Linked DNA regions of Homo sapiens: region 1 is linked to region 2. A link is a loop called in an ENCODE intact Hi-C map of the cell type or tissue named here. Cell type or tissue: PC-9. All regions are shown on one strand. Links, peaks and the distances in the headings refer to the core of each region. The heading gives the core; the rest is flanking DNA. Region 1 overlaps CCSER1 (coiled-coil serine rich protein 1). Region 2 overlaps CCSER1 (coiled-coil serine rich protein 1).

The links. A loop is a pair of places that touch in the nucleus more often than their neighbours do. Peaks named below come from ENCODE experiments on the same cell type or tissue, not always from the same donor. Only the 100,000 strongest peaks of a DNase experiment are listed, where the experiment ranks them.
Region 1: a loop joins it to region 2, with 4 times the contacts of the local background. A loop is called at or near these places in 13 of 110 quality-filtered maps.

The regions. Positions count from the first base shown.
Region 1 is chr4:90,414,296-90,425,118 of GRCh38, reverse strand. All of the region lies in intron 4 of CCSER1 (coiled-coil serine rich protein 1), which reads right to left. Among named protein-coding and RNA genes, the nearest start is that of CCSER1, 290 kb to the right of the region's middle. In PC-9, for the core only: CTCF peaks have their summits at 5,643 and 5,845 (motif pointing left); no DNase peak of the experiment used is centred there.
Region 2 is chr4:91,108,465-91,119,287 of GRCh38, reverse strand. The region is part of intron 10 of CCSER1 (coiled-coil serine rich protein 1); the gene reads right to left. Among named protein-coding and RNA genes, the nearest start is that of CCSER1, 990 kb to the right of the region's middle. In PC-9, for the core only: CTCF peaks have their summits at 2,232 (motif pointing right), 5,718 and 5,917; no DNase peak of the experiment used is centred there.

The DNA.
Region 1 (10,823 bases), core at 1,998-9,997, 690 kb after region 2:
AAACAAAACAAAAAACAACAAAGATGGCACTAATGGACACTGATGCCAGACCAAGGGCCGTAAAAGACCAACTGGATCACATAAAGTTAGTTAGAGGAAAACGATGGCCTGAATAAAGACTAAAACAAAAATTATAAAAAGAAATGTGAGAATTAAGAACAGGTAAAAAGTAGAATCCGTTAAAACTAGTGACACCTGGTTTCAAATTTTGAAGTCAGCACTGATGTTGGTGCTATTCACAAAAGAGGAAATAAATATGAAGCAAAAACAAAGTTATGGGCAGGAAGAATAAAGTTAATCTTGGATCTGTTAAATCTGATGCATATAATTGACATCCGATAAAATTGCTAGCAGGCCATGAAATACATGTATGTGCACATCAGGAAAGAGGACTGAACTGGAAGTAGACTTTGGAGACAATCATTCTAAGGGATGGTTGAAGCTGGCTTCTTCTAGTTTCACAGGGGTATAAAAATGTAGACTATGAGTAATGTAATTCTTAGTAATCAAAGCTTCTCTCAAGTGTAGTATCTTATATGTGAGAATAGTGAAGATCATAGTAAGTAGGGATTGGACAAAATCTACATATATAAATGCATCTATAGGCATAAAACAATAAAGTTTGCCATATAATTCATGTATGCATGTAAAGAAATATGAGTATTATAGTTAGCGGTATACTGAGGATGATACATATTTTACCTTTGAAAATAAAACAAAAAAGCAAACATGATTCTATTAAGGATGTATAATGAGAAATGGAGGCTGTTCACAATTCTTTATATGGACAAGATCTGAAGGCAATGATACATGAATTAATAAATCACCCCTATGGATTTTTCAGATTCCTGTATTTCTTATCTAAAATATATTTTTGGAACTAAGACAGCATTACTTGCAAGACGCACATTTTATGTACCTCTTTAAAGAAAAAAAAGTTGCTAATCAATGCTAAAACACCTTATTAACACATCAATATCATAGATGTAAAAAATAAAATACTGTGAATTTTTCTTTTTTTTTTTTTTGAGACAGAGACTTGCTCTGTCACCCAGGCTGGAGCGCAGTGGCGCAATCTCTGCTCACTGCAACCTCAGCCTCCCGGGTTCACGCCATTCTCCTGCCTCAGCCTCCCGAGTAGCTGGTACTACAGGCGCCCGCCACTGTGCCCAGCTAATTTTTTGTATTTTTAGTAGAGACAAGGTTTCACCATGGTTTCGATCTCCTGACCCGGTGATCCGCCCACCTTGACCTCCCAAAGTGCTGGGATTACAGGCGTGAGCCACCACGCCCAGCCCAATATTTCATTCATTAAAATGTGTTATTAAAAAAGAACCACCTAGGCCTGGTGCAGTGGCTCACGCCTGTAATCCCAGCACTTTGGGAAGCCGATGCAGGCGGATCACCTGAGGTTAGGAGTTCAAGACCAGCCTGGGCAACATGGTAAAATCCCGTCTCTACTAAAAATACAAACAAGTTAGCCGGGCATAGTGGCTCTTGCCTGTAATCCCAGCTACTCAGGGGGCTGAGGCAGAAGAATCACTTAAACTCAGGAGGCGGAGGTTAATAAAAAAAGAAAATGAATCACCTGGTGGAGCCAGAAGCGGTGGCTCACACCTGTATTCCCCGCACTTTGGGAGGCCAAGGCAGGCAGATCACGACATCAGGAGATTGAGACCATCCTGGCCAACATGGTGAAACCCTGTCTCTACTAAACTACAAAAAATTATTCGGGCATGGTGGCACGCGCCTGTAGTCCCAGCTACTCAGGAGGCTGAGGCAGGGGAATCGTTTGAACCCAGGAGGTGAAGGTTGCAGTGAGCCGAGATGACGCCACTGCACTCTAGCCTGGCAATAGAGCAAGACTCCATCTCAAAATAAATAAATATAAATAAATAAATAAAAAGAACCACCTGGTAAAATTGATAATTTTTATTTCCATTTTCATTCAATATTTTTATCATTATTTACACCAAATAATATATATTTTAATTATTTTCTGATCTATGAATGCTCTACATATGGGAGCAGGCCCAAGTTACTATTGATGCCAAGATATGTGAAAAAAACTAGATCTTTCAGTGCATATACTGATGTTCAATAAGTAGACAAAATCTCACAAGGAGAAAACAAAAGAGACTTCCCAAGTCATCATTATCGAATATGGAAGAATTTACAACGATAAGCTGATTTAATCCATCTCTCAGTAATGCTCCTGTTTACCCTGTCATTTTGAGGCTGTTGAGAGTGTACTGCACTTGGGACAAAGTTTGAAAATATTTTAGTTCATGAGAGATTTCTTTCCATCTAAACCTTATCCCGAATATCCATTTGAGACACAGCCTGAAGATGCTTCTGTAATGTTACCCAAAGTCGCCTGCCTAAAAATAAACATAGCAGAAAATTAGGTAATTTGGTTAAGAATCCCATATCTGGTGTTTTTTTGTTTGTTCGTTTGGTGTTTTTTTTTCTGTTTTCGAAACAGGGTCTCTATGACTTGACATTGATCTTATAGAAAGAGAGAGAGAGAGAGACTCACTCTGTTGCCCAGGCTGGAGTGCAGTGGTGCAATCATGACTCACAGCAGCCTCAACTTCCTGGGTGTAAGCGATCCTCCCACCCCAGCCTCCCAACTGGCTGGGACTACAGGTGCATGCCACCATGCTTGGATAATTTCTTTTATGTTTTGTAAAGATGAGGGTCTCTCTATATTGTCTAGGCTAGTCTTGAACTCCTAGGCTCAAGCAATTTTCCAGCCTAGCCTCCCAAAGTGCTGGAGGATCATGTGTCTGGTTCTATGGGCTCTTCAGAATAGGGATGAAATTTATTCCGTTGTTGAATTGAGCACTCTTGGCCACTGGCCAAGGAGTGGACACAAACCCTGATAATAATCCTTCTATTTGTGTTGTTGTGTTCAGAGATGTGATTTCCAGAGTCTTAAATGACTTTGCACATCTGCTGCCCTGTCAAGTTCTCCAACAAAGAAAAAGGTCATTCAAGAGGAAAAAACTGACTTTCATGGACATTTGAGATAATGAGCCCTAGAAATCTGATATGTGATTGTAACACCTCAAACATTAGTGAAAATCTGGATTGATTATGCCTTTAGTTAAAAATGTTCTATCCTTCTCCCTCCCTCAGTAGGGAGACTGAGGCCCAAAACCACCAACCCACAAACAGCAGACTGTCTACTTTAACATCACTTTCCTATTTTATTGTCTTTTTGGTGTACCCTAACAATTCCAAAACATTTTACACCACTGACTGTCCCCAAAGACCCACCAATTTTTCAATAAAAAGCATCAACAGAGAGTTCAACCCCTAAGAGTCATTAAATTCTTCATGTTAAAATCCTCCCCTCACTGTTTCCGCCAATCCTACAACTCTAAACTTTTTATATGCTTTTTATGTTTTTCCCCATATTCTTTCCCCAGGTTCTTGCAAAAGACTACATAGATATAAGGATAAAAAAATCATTATTTTTATCCAATTCAAACAAACCCTTCAATTGAAACATCTGCCTTAAACCACATTCATACTCTCAGTAAATCCTATCTTGTACTTTCCTCTACAGAAAACTACCAGAATTCAGTCAAGGTAGCGTTTTTCCCTTACCTCAGTAAACAATAAACTGAACACTGTCTTATCAAAAGGTTGAAGAGCCAGCATTTAACACTATTATGGCTTCAATCAGATCTACTATCATTCTACTATCCAGACAAGGCTTAGCCTACTTTAGGTTATGCTAGCACGTTATGATGTAAGGGTACAGAAAATGTGGTCTTGATAAGAGTAAGAGTTTCCCAATTCCATCATAAGCTTTTAGAAAATGTGATTAATAAGATAGAGTATCAGAAAATAAATAAAAGAGATAAGATGCTATCATATGACCTGATGAATAGAAAGTCTATAATTGTTTTTAGTATGCACAATTGCAACCTAATTTGTTGTAATTGTGTGAATCTTCATTATTATTTCTCTTTTCTGCCTCAGGCACGATAGGAAATTATGTTTCATGTCAGTGGTTATTTTTCTTGTTGGTGAACAACTTTAAATACATAAATATTCTATTCCTTTAGAAGAAAGACCAGCGTTTGCTTTCTTAATTACTTGTTCATTTTGATAGTGACAGCTGATGTTCCTGGCATTATTCAAGCAATTGTATGGAGATGTCACCACATAATTGTAAGAGGCCATGAAATTTTATATTGAGACACATATTTTCTTTTCTAATTGCACCAGAAAAACCATGCCGAATGAAATACATCTTTTCTTTTGACTGTATCCTCTAATGAACTTGGGCCATTGACTGCCCTTTTGTGCAGCAGAAGAGAGTTTATGTCAGTAGGAAATGCTACAATAGCAGGTTACAAGTAAATACTATGACTTCATTAAAATTGTTGTTATTTAATACTAAATTAGGTCAGGATGTATAAACATTTTTCAGCTACTGTTGATTGGATTTAGAAAACTGTTCCATCTAAAAGCCTTCTTTGTCACTGAAGCAATCCTCTTAAAAATATAGCAAAGTCTGAAAGGCAAAATAGATAGGCAGAAGCACTTTTAAATCAGGAAATGCAAATGATTTAGTCTGTTGGCAACTACCATAAAAATCAAATAATTGCCATCTTACTACATGGAGCTAGTCAATTTCTTACTTAAGAGTCATCTCTTTATTACAAGCAAACTATGTGACCCTGAACAAAACATTTAAAACTATTAATATTCATAGGAGAAGAAGTAGGAGGAGCTTCTACTTCTAAAATTCTCTCCCAGTTAGAACATTATTCTGTCACTTAAGTACATCATTTAACACAGAGTATGAAAAGAGTGCACCCAGGTGAATGTTACTATTTTAATTAATAAGTTCAATATTTTTTAATGGGAGTGTAAAAGAATGTATCAAACTAATGAATTAATCAATTGGTCAATTTGTAAATTGGTCGAGCAAAAACAGCTAATAAAAAATATTAAATTTTGAAATATCTACACTAAAAATGTATTATCGATAATTATATAGTCTTGTGTTTAAGGAATATCATGGTCCCCATACTCAATTAGTAGACTATAAATTACTGCTTTTTCAAGTACGACAATTAGGAAAGCCTTTCGCACAGCTATCCTTATATCTAAGTAGTCTTTTGCAAGAACCTGGGGAAAGAATATGGGGAAAAACATAAAAAACATATAAAAAGTTTAAGGTATATTCACATTTTTGCCATGGGGAATCATTATAAAATGACACTTCCTGGATAGTTAAAGCATATGAAGAACTGAGGGTTTATTTTCATTCAATAAATTAAAGAATAAATAAGAGTTTAGATATATTTCCAAAGTGAATTATACAGCTCTCCATCTCAGAATAATGCAGAATGTATTTTTTCTTGATGATTAAGAACTACAATAATAGTTTTTAAAAAGTAATGGTGTGCCACATTGTAATACAGCAATACTTCATTCCCTGCTGCTTCTCTCTCCTCTTCTCTCTCCTCTTCTAAGATGTTATTATGATTTTCAGTGCCTTGGAAAACATATAACCAAGTATATTAGAACTGTACATAAAATTAGAAGCATCAAGGTCTAGAAAAACAGTTAAAAGAAACTGCCATTTAATGTTAAGATCTAGGTTAATACTGGCTGAATAAGTTCTTTAACCAGAGTATTTGCTCCCTCCACTGTACTTGATGTATATTAACATCTATTTCAGAGTGTTACTGTGATAATTTGATGAGATAACATATTTGAAATAGCTTGTAAACTATAAAGCTGAATACAAATGTATGACAGGATTACTATCATCGTTAGAAGAACAAGATTGCCATCTAATGGCAACCAAGCAGATAACAGGTATTGTATCCCTTTTGAAGTAGAAATACAGAGTAATAGGATCTGCTGATGAAACACACAAAGTGACAACTGAGATCACAATTTCATCCTCACTAAAGTGTTATCAAAATTGTAGTGTAATAGAAAATTTGGAAACGCTATTATAACTGCTCCTTCTAGTAACTAAACATCATTGAGAGCTTTTATAGTGGAAACAGTAAGTGGGTATCAAAGCCACATAGGCATAATTGAAACCCAAGAATAGCTCTGTAATCATGCACAAATAACAGTGCTCTTCTGGGTTTCTCTTCCTTCATCTATGAAGAGAGAATGATAACACTTTCTGAGAATTGCTGTGAGGATTAAATTAGATAATCCAAAATGCTTAGAAATTATAGCTTAAAACTAAAGCAAAACCTGAAACAACAAAGTGCCCAGGCCAGTGGTCAGCACAATGTATATGCTTCAATAAATAAACATAGTTAATTCCAACTTCTTAGGTGAAGTCAAAGACAAATATATATTAAGTGATGCCCATAACTTAAAAAGCTATTAGAACAGAAGGTCAGTTTAAAACAAATGCTTCAGTGAACATGTGATTTTAACATTTTACATGAATTAATTTTATTAGTCAACAGAATCAAAATGGCTAATTACAGAGCCTCAGAGTCAGAAATACCATGTTTGAGTCTAGCTGGGATATTTATTCCTATAATGCTTTATCACTCAAAGCTCCAACTTTCTCAAATGAGAAAGTGATGTTATTTACCTCATAAATTGGCACCTAGACTCAATAAATATTATTTATTATCCCATTATTTTATTTAGTGCTATAATTTTATAAGCTTAGAAATAAATGATAAAAATTAGTTGCATGTGCTGTGGCATTCTATACTTAAAATTTGAGAAATTCTATATTTAAAAATGTTAAGATTTTCCACTAATAGAGACTGGAAAGATCACTAAATCTGTCAGAATCAGATGCTGATTGGCCTACATACAGGTATATCACATTTTACATGCATATTTTTAAAATGGTATTAGCAGTAGTTCTTAAAAATATATATGCTGGACATGAGATTGCATATTCTACAAAGCTTTAACTTATTGTTTCTCCATCAAATTTATGAGGTAGATACATCATCGCGCCCATTTTCAGATGAAGAAGAAAAGCTGCAAAAGATTAAATAACTTGCTCAAGTTTACATAGCCTGGCTGGTGGTTGAGATTTGTCTAATTCCAGAGCCAGCATCCATATTTTTAACCATTATGTTATACTTCAAAAATTAAGTGCTGTATGTTTCTTAGTTTTATATAATCAGATTAAAAATACTTTAGACACACTTTTTCTGACCAAGACACATCAGAGCTTGTAGAAATTTATAGTTGATTTCTATAATTTTCCCTGTGTGAATGTTGTTGCAATTCTCTGTACATTACCATTCGTATTAGGAAAACCACTAGGGTTTCATCTCTGCTCTGCTGTACTATTATTCATTAAAAATTAATAACAAAAATTATCTCCCTAATTAATAGGCACAGGAGGAGTTCCTAACTCACTGCAGAATTTTTATATTGCTTGTTCATCAAACTCAAAATAATTTAGCAACTACGCAATTAATTCCTCATTGATATCATTGGGCCATTACTTCCCCATTTTCCTTTGGATATATACCAAGAGACACTGCCCTAGGTGTTTTCAGATCTAATATACTAAATAAATAACCAAAACAACATAAAATATCTTCATTCTATCATCCAAATGACCATTACATTCTTTTTATCCAAAAACATTAAATAAGTAAGATATATTTTTAATTTAATTTAAAAACTCTTCTGCAAATTGTAAATATCAACCTTAATACAAAGTAACAGCCATAATTTCTCTTTGAGTATTAATGATTAATGGTTAATATTAATGGTTAATAATTTTTAAGGTATTTAAAATAGAAATTTATTCTTTTTCAAATAAATTTCTATTTTAAATATGCTATGGCAATTTGGACATTTGACTAACAACCAGAAAAAAAGTTCATGCATTTAAATGCATTGGTTTTTTTAAATTTTTTTTATATTTATTATACTTTAAGTTCAGGGATACATGTGCAGAAGGTGCAGGTTTGTTACATAGGCACACATGTGCCATGGTGGTTTGCTGCACCTATCAACCCGTCATCTAGGTTTTAAGCCCTGAATGCATTAGGTATTTGTCCTAATTCTCTCCCTCCTCTTGCCCCCAACCCACTGACAGGCCCTGGTGTGTGATGTTCCCCTGCGTGTGTCCACGTGTTCTCATTGTTCAGCTCCCACTTATAAGTGAGAACATGTGGTGTTTGGTTTTCTGTTCCTGTGTTAAGTTTGCTAAGAATAATGGTTTTCAGCTTCATCCATGTCCCTGCAAAGAACATGAACTCATTCTTTTTTATGGTAAATGCACTGGTTTTAACACAAAGAAATATACCACCTATTATAAGCAAAGTGTCCTATTTGATTTTTGAATATTTAGTACTAGTAAATTATCACTTAAAATGTTACATAAAATTTAGATAATAACATTTAAATCAGAAAGCACATTTTAAAATAATTTATAATAATGATAAAACATTAAGAAACTAGGGTCTACAAAAAATAACCAATAATGGGACAACGTCTTTAACAAGGAATTAAAACTGTCTAAAATTTCAAGAATGGTAACCAACTTGTACTGGGCTCTTACCCTATTTTGGGCAACTGAGAATAGAACTTTGCATGTCACTCATTTAGATAGGATTATATTTTGAGACAGACATAATTATTGTCATTTTACAAATGAGGAAACTGAGCTCAGAAATATCATTTGTTGAAAGCAACTGTGGGCAGAGCTGGAATTCTAACTTGGATATGCCTATCTTTAAAATGCCTGCTCTCTTTTGATATTAATTTGTAGTTTCTTTATTTTGAATGAATCATTAAGGTGCAATTTTCTCTCAGAGTTATTGTGAGGATTAAGTTGAGAGGGTTTACAAAAAGAGACTGGCTCATTATAGGCATTCAATTTTCCTTTCCATCAACCTATTTTTAACTTTATGAATTTTAAAATATTTAATTGATAAATAAGATTGAATATAGTCAAGGTAAAAAAAAGGTAATGATTTGATATACGTACATATTGTGCAGTGATAGCCACAAATTAATTAACACATCCCTCACCATTCATGCTGTATATTAGATCCTCAGAATGTGCTCATCTTACAACTGAAAGTTTGTATCTTTTGATCATCTCTCCATTTCCCTACCCTGAAGCCACTGCTAGTTCTACTCCCATCAACTGAGATCTCCAGCTATAAATTGCCAATGATTATGTACAACCTACCCCAGTACTAACACAGAAGTCAGGGTAAGAATTAAAGAAACAGTATTGTAAGTAATATACTCCAAATGGGTAACACTAAAATGTGTTTTAGCCCTCTTTTAACTTTAATTCATTTAATTATGATGCATCACTCTCATTACCCAGGTGCATATTTCCCATCAGCTTCTGCCACTACGAAGATAATCCTATGAGTAGCCGAAATAGAAACAGGACCTTGTTTTAGTTTACCATGGATTAAATAGCTAAAGATTAAGTATTCCAAAACACAAACCCAAATTCTTATTTAGAATATGCATTGCTTAATATTTAACCAGTTATTTGATAACAGCCATTTGCAAAATTGTCTTATTTGTTACCCAGTGGTTATCTTTCATCAACAGCTCATTTCAGAGGATTCATCAGGAAATAACATTGCTTAATATCTGATATTTTATTAAGCTTTATGGTAATTACTTTCTGTCTGACTAAAATTCTTGACAATATTTACTTTACCTAATTTCCATATTGAAATTATTTGAGGAATACAAAGTATAAAAAAAGTTAATCGATTTTATTTTGAATTAAGTACGTTCCTTATAAGGCTCCAAGCTTTTGCCACACTGACGTGGCACCGTTTAGAACTGTTAATACTGAACTGGCAGCATGATGTCTCAGCTTGTACTGAAGGGGGTTGCTAAGCAAATTATTCCCGATTCAAATCATGTGCACCTTATGAAGACATGTGAGCAAAATACATTTCAGTTCTTAGGAACAAGAATTATTTTATTTAAGAAAATACATTCACTGATTGAATGATTGATGATATATATTTTGATTTTTCAACTGATTTTCTTTCTTCATACATGCTAATAGGACACTCAAAATAACATTTTCAATTCACCGTCATAACACTAGTAAACTTTTTGTGCCTTAACCTTATCCATAGCCTCATCTTATTTTTTTTCATATCCTGGTTACTTTGTTTTCCTTAAATGATTATTATTTTATCTGTGTTATAAATATTTTGCAAGATGCATAAGTGAATAGAAAAATATCCTCAAAACAAATGTGAAACTACATAAAGAAAAACAAACAAAAATGTATTGCTGGTATTTTTCCTTAGACAAATTGTATAGTTCATAACATATACTTCACTGTGAAGAAAACTTCAAGGGAACTTATTTGAAATATTGACCTTGAATATTTCAAGGTCAAGTCTTTGAAATATTAAATGCTAGTAAATATCATTAAAACCCCTTTTTAAAAAAATATGCTGAGGTTTATCTAACGAACCTCGCTGCTAACATATTGCATGACTCAATTTGTGACAAAAACAATACTATACAAACATGAATAAGAAAGTGAGGACAGATAAAAAGTGTGAAGGGTCACTAATATACTTTTTAGTTTATCAAAGTATAAATGCTAGCATCTCATATTTTCTAACATAAAATCCCTGTGCTTGATCATATATGCTTTATAAATTATTTATTTAAAGGAGAAACAATAAATGTAATATTTTACCACAAGAAAATAGAAATGTCTGGTAGTAAAAAACTTATAATCCTGTGTTTGAAACATAATGTGTATTATTTCACAAAAAATGGTTTCCAGAAAACATTTTTCAGAAACTCAAGAAAATATAATAAAAAAATCCTTTAAATCT
Region 2 (10,823 bases), core at 1,451-9,450:
GTTTGTAAAAGAAGAGAGGCTAAAAGAAGATTGAAAGAATAATACTCTATTCTAAGTGACTAATCTTTTTTCTCCTTTGCTCACCAGTGGAGTTTAATCAATGTTTTCCTGAAATCTCTGCCATGACTTAGCAGTAAGCATATGCATCTCTGAATACAGGGCAAATGTATTATGGGAATGATTTACCAGAAAAGAACATCTGCCCCTTTTTATACATGAATATCAAAACTGCAGATTGCAACTTCAATAACTCACTCCTTCACACCTCTTTTAAGGAAGGAAATTTAAGTTGTCTTTTAAACACTAACTTGCACATTCACTGAGAATCCCAAAGCAGATTTTCCTTACCCAGACTGCCTGTGGAAGAAATGAGGCTATATTATCAAGGTTTCTAAATTTGAACAATTTACCCAAATTTCACCACAGAAACATCTTCTACAAAAACTACTGGTAAGAGTTGATCATAGTACCCATTTTCAAAATGACACAGTCTAACACTTATGTCATTGAGAAAGTTGCAAGTTAGATATTATGCAAAAGAGACAGAAAGAGCACTGAAGTATAATTAGGAATGAAGCTTTTGTTCATATAAACAGAAGGCATTCTTTTGGGATGTATAAAATATGTGTTTATTCATAAAAGCTTACTTTCTCTTCAGTGTTTTAATTTCCTATGAAGTTAACCAATCTAAATGAGACTTCATGACTAGGCTCAGCCAGGCACAGTGGCTCATTCTTGTAATCCCAGCACGTTAGGAGGCCAGGGCAGGAGGAATGCTTGAGCCCAGGAGTTAGAGACCAACCAGGGCAACATAGTGAGCCCCTGTCTCCACAGAAAATTTAAAAATTAGCCAAGTGCAGTGGTGTGTACCTGTAGTCCTAGGTACTCAGGAGGCTGACGTGTGAAGATTGCTTGAGCCCGGGACCTTGAGGCTGTAGTGAGCCATTACACTCTAGCCTGAGCAACAGAACGAGACCTCGTCTCAAAAAAAAAAAAAAAAAAAGTCTCCATAACTACAGTTGTTACTTCTTCCAGAAAGAGAGTACCACAAAGAAGGTGAAAAAGAGTTAGATTATTATTTAATATTTTCTCAAAGTTGTACTTCTGTTTTTAGAGCACTCATTTTACATAAAATTGCATGCATCTTTCCTTAACATAGTATCAACGATTAGAAGAAAATATTGAATCAGGGATAACAAAAACAAGAAAATAAAATATTTACCAGACATACATAATGTTAGCATTTTGCTGTTTAATACATAATAAAATTTAGAACTATTTAATACAAAACAATTTACAATAGATTTTGGGCCTATATTTTAAAATATCAAAGATGGCAACACTTAGTCACTTGGGTAATGGAAAAGAAGACAGTGAATTTGCTAGAAAGTAAAAAAGGATGATTAAAGTAAGGGATAATATTTTCCAGTGTTTACAAATGAATGAAAATAAGAAAATAGGTTTAAATAATATAAGTAACATATAAACATAAGAATATGTCTATGGTCATGTAACTGTTGAGTAGCAAAGCCAGGGTTTTTAAAGTGTGGTTGACACCACAAAACTGATGCTCTTAATCATTTTTTTTTCTGCCTATGGCATTGGCTTTTGGGACAACATAAAGTCACACCTTACAACGCAAAGGTACAAAACTGAGGTACCTTTCGAAGCCTTGACTTTGAAACACGCAGTAAATCACTAATACATTTTTAAAAGATGGTTTTGGTTTCTTCTTATGAACTTCATTGAATTGAAGTACATAAAGTAATTCTATTCATCCACTTAATAAGCATTTACATAGTACTTATTCTACATCAGATACTATTCTAAGAATGTTATAAGCTACTTAATCTACAATAACCCTGACATAGGTCCCAGACAAGGAATGTGTGGCATAAAGTTAGATAGCTTGCTTAAGGCCAACTCAACAGCTAATAAGAGGTAAAGTCTAGATTTGAACCCTGGCAGACTGGATTCTGGTATTAACACTATGATGTCTCAGGAAGGTCCTCACATTCAATGATCATATTCATAATCTGCAATTGTTTTCTAGTCCTGCTAAGCCTCAAGGCTCATTTACATGGAACCAAGGTTTACATATATAAATGGATGTTGCTGTAATGAATGCTATCTTTTTATTTCCATTTGCAAGCTTAACATTAAAGGCTGATTGTTTCTGTTTAGCTTTGTACTAGCAATTAAAACATTCTGCCATTAGGTGGTGCCTTCTTTATGGCTCAAAACCTGCATGGAGGTTTCTTTAGGTATGATTCATTGAGAGGCTCAAAAGCAGGCTTTATATGCAAATTTATTTCTAGCAAACAAATATAAAAATTTGACTAGTAAAGTAGCCTACTAAATATGATGAACATTTAAAAAATCACCAGTCTCTCATTTAAGTAATTTTTAAACCCATTCTTCCCTCTTAGAATTATGAAAGAAAAAATATATAATTCCCAAACTTCCCACTCGGTAAAACTAATTCTTCATGCAGGTTGAAGTAAAAAAAATGATCCCTGTTTTTTGTTTATCACTTGGAGACCAAACAAGGCAGCCTGTTAGATAGTTTATTCCTATCCTTCCTAAACTGCAATTTTCTTTAACAACAAAAACAGCAGTAGCACCACCACCAGCAGCAACAACAACCACCATCTCCAAAGCATTTACAAAATGTTATGTATGTTCTAATGGCTTTGCATATTTTGGCCCATTTAATTCTCATAATAACTCTATGAAGTAGATACCACAACTGTCTCCCATTTTAAGGAGGAGAAAACTGAGGCTCATTACTGTTTCTAATTCTTTGCTGTTGTTATTACAAGAGCTAGTAAATTACCTAGCAGGGATTTGTTCGCGGGCATTCTGGTTCCAAAGAGCATGCCCTCTCATCACTAGGCTCTCCTGTTACTCTTTTACTAAATCAGAGCTTGCAAGCGGCACACTGTGAGTTCCTGGATTTTCCATGGTGGTTTCTCACTAGAAAAAGCCAGGGATTTCCAGCTTCATCCATGTCCCTACAAAGGACATGAACTCGTCATTTTTTATGGCTGCATAGTATTCCATGGTGTGTATGTGCCACATTTTCTTAATCCAGTCTATCATTGTTGAACATTTGGGTTGGTTCCAAGTCTTTGCTATTGTGAATCATTCTCAGCAAACTGTCGCAAGGGCAAAAAACCAAACACTGCATATTCTCACTCATAGGTGGGAACTGAACAATGAGAACACTTGGACACAGGAAGGAGAACATCACACACCAGGGCCTGTTGTGGGGTGGGGACAGGGGGGAGGGATAGCATTAGGAGATATACCTAATGTAAATGACAAGTTAATGGCTGCAGCACACCAAGATGGCACATGTATACATATGTAATAAGCCTGCACTTTGTGCACATGTACCCTAGAACTTAAAGTATAATAAAAAAAAATATATATATATATATATAAAAGAATGGAAATTTGAAAAAAAAAAAAAAAAAAAGAAAAAGCTAGGATAGGCAGGGAGCAAGAGGAGGAAGCCACTGAGTGATTACCAAATCTTTCTCCAACTTTCGTTATATATCCAACTTATTTACTCATGCATTCAACATTCCATTGAAATTTTTTTTAGTATGTACCCTGAGCCAGGCAAAAGTAGAAAGCAAAAGATGGAAGGCGTACATAACAGAGAACATTTCTCTAGTCTTTATCAGTATAAAAAAAGAGTTGACCAAGGCGGGCAGATCACGAGGTCAGGAGTTGGAGACCAGCCTGGCCAACATAGTGAAACTCCATCTCTACTAAAAATACAAAAATTAGCCGGGCATGGTGGCGCACACCTGTAGTCCCAACCACTTGGTAGTCTGAGGCAGGAAAATCTCTTGAATGTGGGAGATGGAGGTTGCGGTGAGCCGAGATCAGGCCACTGCACTCCAGCCTGGGCAACAGAGCAAGACTCCATCTCAAAAAGAAAAAAAAGAAAGAAAAAAAGATTTGATGTTCTTTTCTGATAAGACAGGAGTACAAACTGGGTACATTTTATTTGAGAAATGTATTGCTAATGATCTCACTTAGTTGAAAACTCATAATTCAATGCAAATATTGACAAAGTTGGTAACTATTTTCACTTACTTTCTAAAAAGACATCCCTTTGTAGAAATAACATAATTTATTATTCAATTGGCCCTTCAACTTTGACATTATGCTATTATTTATACATATTTAATATTAGAAGTTAAAACTATTTCTAATTTTTGAAATAAACTGGAAATATATTATTCTTTTATTTTGCTAACTTTCCAATTTATATAATTTAATTTCCCATAAAATAAAAACTCACGGCATGTATAAAATATTAAGAGAAGGAGATAAACTGTTTCCATGACTACATTAATTTCTTACATTTTAAAATCTGTGGAGAAAATTATCATGTTGTATATAAGTGTACAATTTTAAATCAGTTAATGAGATTTAACTCCTTTTAATAATTAACAATAACAGAAGCAAAAATACTAACAACCAATGAGTTTGGCAGAAAGGTTAGTCTGATGAGATACTGAAATTGACTAAACTGAAGAGAAGCTGTAAAATATAAGGAGAAGCGGGAGCCGTCTCCCTCCCTCTCATCTTTCTTTCATTTGTATAATTGCTAACTGCTTTTGTGCCACCAACTGCAAAGAGCAGGAAGCAGGATGAGGTCCATTCAAATGCACGCATTCAGGCCTAAGCACCCTCTCATCATTCTTTCTGACAGTGTTTTCTTCTGATTAGAAAGGGTTTCTACAGTGATACCTCTCCTCAAGTTCTGGGTCTTTATTGGGACTCTCCAAAAGCAGAGTTAGGTCTAAAAATACGATGACATCTTGACTGAGCAGGCAGGAACATAGTGGGCCTTTAGCATACTTAGGAATGTGCTTCTAAGTGTTTAAGATCCAAGTGTTGATAATGGAAGTCACATTATCAACATAATTGGTATCTATAGATGCTCTTTGGATTCCAAAGTCTCAGAGTAAATACACCCTACAGTAAGAGTATTATGATGTTTCTTGACTTTGAATCAAGGAAACATCATAAGCTTATAAGCTGCTTGGAGGTAGTGTCTGTATTTCATGGATATGTCCATCACTAATTAACAACTCTATCTTAATAGTAGCTATTGGCTGGGCATGGTGGCTCAAGCCTGTAATCCCAGCACTTCGGGAGGCCGAGACGGGCGGATCACGAGGTCAGGAGATCGAGACCATCCTGGCTAACACGATGAAACCCCGTCTCTACTAAAAATACAAAAAATTAGCCGGGCGTGGTAGTGGGCGCCTGTGGTCCCAACTACTCGGGAGGCTGAGGCAGGAGAACGGCGTGAACTCAGGAGGCGGAGCTTGCAGTGAGCCGAGATCGCGCCACTGCACTCCAGCCTGAGCGACAGAGCGAGACTCCGTATCAAAAAAGAAAAAAAAAAAAATGTAGATATCAAATGCTAAATTGCAAAAAACATAAATAACTGAGAATAAAAATCTATCTGCTCCTTTTCAAAATCTATATTTATATGTTTAAAAGATTTCTATGAATGATAAATTGCTTTATGTTTAGTAAAAGCTTATAGAAACAAAGTCACTGACTCTTAACTCAAAGGGTATGTGTGAGTGCCTAGATAGCTCAATAATAGCTTATTTTGTCAATAAAGATTTAATCCATTGGGAAAGGTAGCATATGCTATTTATCATACGGAGGCCAGAGGCTCAGTTATCACAAAAGAAACAGAATGTAGCTTGGATTGTGGGAAAACCACGGGCTTGATGGCAGAAATTTAAATCCCACCTCTACATCATACTAGCTGTATGACCTACTAATCACTCAAAACGTAAGTCTCCAGGGTGGATTTGTGATGATAATACCTGCTTTGCAGAATTATTTAAAAAGTCTTGGCACACAGTAGGTCCTCAGTAAAGGTTAGTTGTTCTTGATTGAGAAATTGCTATCAGAAATGTGCTAGTGACATCTAGTGGTAATTCCTGCAAATCTCAAGAAGGTCTCCCTTGCAACTCAGAGCCTCCCAACACAATGTCATGCGTTTGTTGTATCAACAAATGTTTAATAAACACTTCCTGTACTTAAGTCTCTTAAATCAGGTTCTGAAGATTGTAAAGATATAAAAGACACAATCCCTACCCTAGAAGATCTCTTGATTTAGTAAAACAGACACATGTAAGGCAATTAATATTTAAAAATGTAATAATTTCTATAGCCGCAGCTATAACAAGTGCAAATATGCCACAGAATAGGTAACTTCTTCTGCTGAATGAGATGCCATTTGTACTGGGTCTTAAAGAAAAACTAAAATTCCCTCATTACGTCTTAGCTGAAGAAGAGATGAGAAAATTTGGATATTTCTAAAATGGTAAGTTAAGGCCTCTTTGCTAAAGTCTCAGTTGATGAAGTTTAGCCCTTATCTTTGTGTGATGGGAAGGTAGTAATATTCTTCCATGAAAATGTCTTGTAATTATATTCCAATAACAATATAGAAGAGAGGCTGAAGATGGAAGAGGACAGAGGATGGAGAAACAATTAAGAAGTTATGATCATAATTTCCTTCAGAGATGATGAAGACACAAACTCATTCAACACGAATTGAGATAAACAGGAAGAAATAAAACTGAGATTGAAGTAGAGACTGCATAATGACCTTGAGAACAGGGAGTATAAGAGAGAAAGAAGTATGGTTGATTCAATGTTTTCTGCAATGAGTGACCCTTAAGTAGTAATACATTAAATGAAATAGAAAACTAAGCAGAAAGAACTTGTGTATGAAGGAGGAAAGAACAAAGATAATAAAGATTATCAATTCACTGTCTCTGTACAAATTTTTAAAACTTACAGAATAGTTAGGTCAAAATATCCAACAAGTAAATAAATACATAGGTCTGGAGATAAAGCTGTATTAGATAAAAACTTAAGAACCGTCAGAACACAGTCAAACTTTATAATCACTTAAGGTATGAGATTACTCAGAAAAAGAAAAAAAAGTGTCAAAAAAGGAAGGCCTACAAGACAAAGATCTTTAGGAAACGTCATTATTCAATGAGCAAAAATAAAAACTGGACTTGTCCTCAATTTTTCAGGACGATCTCTTAGTAAGTTACAGATACATGCTTAGACCACAAACATGGCTTTGGAAATAGCTTTGTGATAGGAATATCTCAGCAATACCGGAATATAACTTTTAGAAACACGTTAAAGCTGACTTTAAGGTTTAAAGGCAGAGCTATAAAGTGCTTTCCCCACAGTTACATGAAATAAGGCATATTTGAATGTCCTTTCATAACATAAAACTGGTTTATGCTTTAAGAGTAGCCCTTCCAAGGTTAGAAAGAAAATTTTATTTGACTGCATATAAAATGGACAGCTTTTCCATTTACCCTATTAAATTTGGCCATCTAGTTTTCTTTCCTTTTTTTTTTTTTTCTGTTTTATTGTCTTCTTCTTTCTCTCTTTTTCTCTTTTCCTTTCTCCTGATACAGTATTTCTTGCTTCAGTGATTCCCGGGAAAAGAGCCCAGTTGGTTTAATGTTTTATTATTACAGACTACCTCATGAATTATAGAGTATTAACTCTACATTGGTAGAGTTTTCAGGATGGAAAAGAAGAGTTATTCATGCTACTTAATACCTACAAATTTATGACCTCCTAAAATATATACAATCTTTATTTTATTTTTAAAATTCAAATTACTCCCTTTTATGTCACCTCCTATGTTAGCAGAAATTATGAAAAATACTTGTTCTATCAATTAATTGTATTGTCCAATGACTAATATTTTCTATATGCCAATGCACAGTTTCTTGGTCCTCATATTCATATATCACTTTTGTGTCATTTTAAAGAGTGTCCTTCCTTAATTATTACACATTAGTTTAAATACCATTTAACAATGTCATTTTAAAACCTATGTACTAAATCCACATGCATTACATAACTTCAGGCAATCAGTTAATCTTCTTTCCACCTGAATCAGCCTTATTTATTCAAAAGGGAATTACAGTTCAAGGTGGTCACATTAGATAAAAGTGATGAGTGTCTGCAGACCTTGTATAATTTAATTTTGACAAAGGATAACGGGTAATTTAACCAGCTGAGTTTGCCCCATAATGCAACAGCATAAACATGCTTTAAAATTCACTTGAATCACCAGCTTTAAAATTATGAAACTTGTCAAATTAAAAAAAATTCAACCACATTTAAAAATGGTTCCCATAAAATCAGGCTATATACTTATTTTTCTCACTATATCAAATTTTAATTTTAATAACTCAAATACACCTAAGAAGTGCCAACTATTATCATCATCTATATATTTAAGTAGGATATTATGGGAAGAAATTAAATTAAATATACTTACCAACTTTTACTGCTCTATTTATTTCTAAATGACCCCAAAATATAATATATGAAAGGCAAAAGGAAAAAAAAGAAGAATGAATGATCTATGTATGCAGAAAGAAACCAGTATCATTTGCTGTAAACCCAACTCTTAATGATCTTAAAGAAGAAACAACATTCAACTCAACAAACATTTATTGGGTACTTACTACATATTAGAAGCCATACTAGGTTTTATGAATATAAGTTGAATAAAACATTGTTCTCTAGGAACTCATAGTCTATTTGACAGACTGACAGAGATAAACAAAAAGTCACAGTACAATGTGATAAGCACAATATTACAGAAATAAGTGTCAAGTACTATTTTTGCAACTAGTAATTCCTGAGAAGTTTCTCCGTGAATAGGCCACTATTCAGTGTGGGATGTGGTGTTGAGTAAGTGGCTTTACACTTAGTGAGTAGAATGTCTACTGTCTTATTAATTCAAAGTGAAGTAACAGAAACAACAGTATTTAAAACTTTCCTAGTGAGTATTTTTATTGGTACCAGATATTGAGGTCATCATTTTTATAGGCAATTTTATTTTATCTATTCATAACAATCCTATAAGGAGCAAGCACTAAGTTTATTTTTTTCCTAGTGAAGAAACAACTGAAATATGAAAAGATAGGCAACTTGTTCAACATCACATTGCTCACTGACTCCATGTGTCTCAACAAATGTGTTAATTTTTTTTTAAATTCCATTTTTCTAGAATATAAAGTAAATCTACATTTCACTAAGTTTTTACATAACCAAGCATAGGACAACACTGATGATATGGTTTGGCAATGGTGTCAGATAACAGGTAGATGAGTTAAAATTGCTAAATTTCTTTAATTTGCTTAGTTTTAATCTAAGCAAAGGGCAGAACTTGTATAAGAAGCTCCAAAATACGTGCTATATAAAAAGTTTAATATACTATCCTGCCTTCTATTATATAATCATTCTTTGGTTTTGAGATAATTTAATGAATTTTTGTGTCATAGATGTCTTTGTCTGAAAAACAATACAACATATACAAAATTCTAATAAATTATTTTATGACCCTTTGTGAAACCATGGGCTCCATTAATGCCTAAATCTTAGCAGTTTTATTTGACTGGAGTTCTACATTAAAACATTTATGAATTACTCTGAAATGAATATTGAAGTTACTATATTCTCCAGGTAGCATCTAGTTGTTTTAAATTCCTTTATTTGCCATATTCTTAAATACACTTTTCACATTCATTTTCTTGTTGCCAACTCTTGAACTATTATTTTCAACATGACTATCACCTGTTTTATTCCATCAAAAGTCATTCATTAAAAAAGTCATATTCTTTTCAAGGCAAAATTGGAAGATAATTTGCTTTACTTAATGCTTTTGATCTCTCTACACTTTTGACACTTTTTTTTTTTAACTTAGGACTACCTACCCTCAATAATCTTTGGGACCTTTGCTTCCAGAAAATATACTAGGGCTAATAAGTTACTGTATTAGTTAGGTTTCTCTGGAGAGATAGAACATTTAGGAGACAGGTTAGATAAGGTGGTGGGTAGGTAGAAAGGTAGGTAGGTAGATACATGATAGATTGATACATCAATCAATAGATAGATAGATGAGAGGGGATATATTAGGGGAACTAGCTGAAGAAATCATCGAGCTTGAGAAGACCCTTGCTAGTCTGTCTGTGACCTGGAGAATAAGGGAAGCCAATAGTATGGCTCAGTCCTAGTCCAAAGGCCTCAGGACTAGGGAAATGGATGCTGTAACTCTCAGTCCAAGGCTAAATGCCTAAGAATGGGGTGGGGGTGTTGCTACAAGTCAGAGTCCAAGGGCCAGAGAATCTGGAGTTCTGATGTCCAAGGCAAGAGAAGAAGGGTGCCCCAGCTCCGGAACAGAGAAAGCAAATCTGCCTTTCTTCTGCCTTTTCATTCTATCTGAGTCCTCAGCTGATTTGATGGTGCCCACCCACACTGGGTGAGGGCAGATCTTCCTTATTCAGTCTACTGATTCAAATGCCAATCTTCTCTAGAAACACCCTCGCAGACATACCCAAAAATAATACTTTACCAGCTATCTTCGTATTCCTTGATCTAGTCAAGTTGACACCTAAAATTAACCATCACAGTTACTAAATATAACTTGTCAGAGGAGAAAGCAACAGTTTTGATAGGCCACCATTGGAAGCAAGAAATGAATAAAGAAACACTTGTCTATTTTTGATAAAAAAGAGGCTAACAGGTTGTATACAGTATGCACAGAACCTTAAAATTGACTGCTTGTGTTTCAACAAATATGTTAAATTTTTTAAGTACTATACGTCAGAGTATAAAGTAAATCTGCATTTCAATTTATTTTTATATAAAGCATAGGAGAACACTTATGATTTGGTTTGACAATGGTATCAGTTAATAGGCAGATGAGTTAAAATTGCTGTATT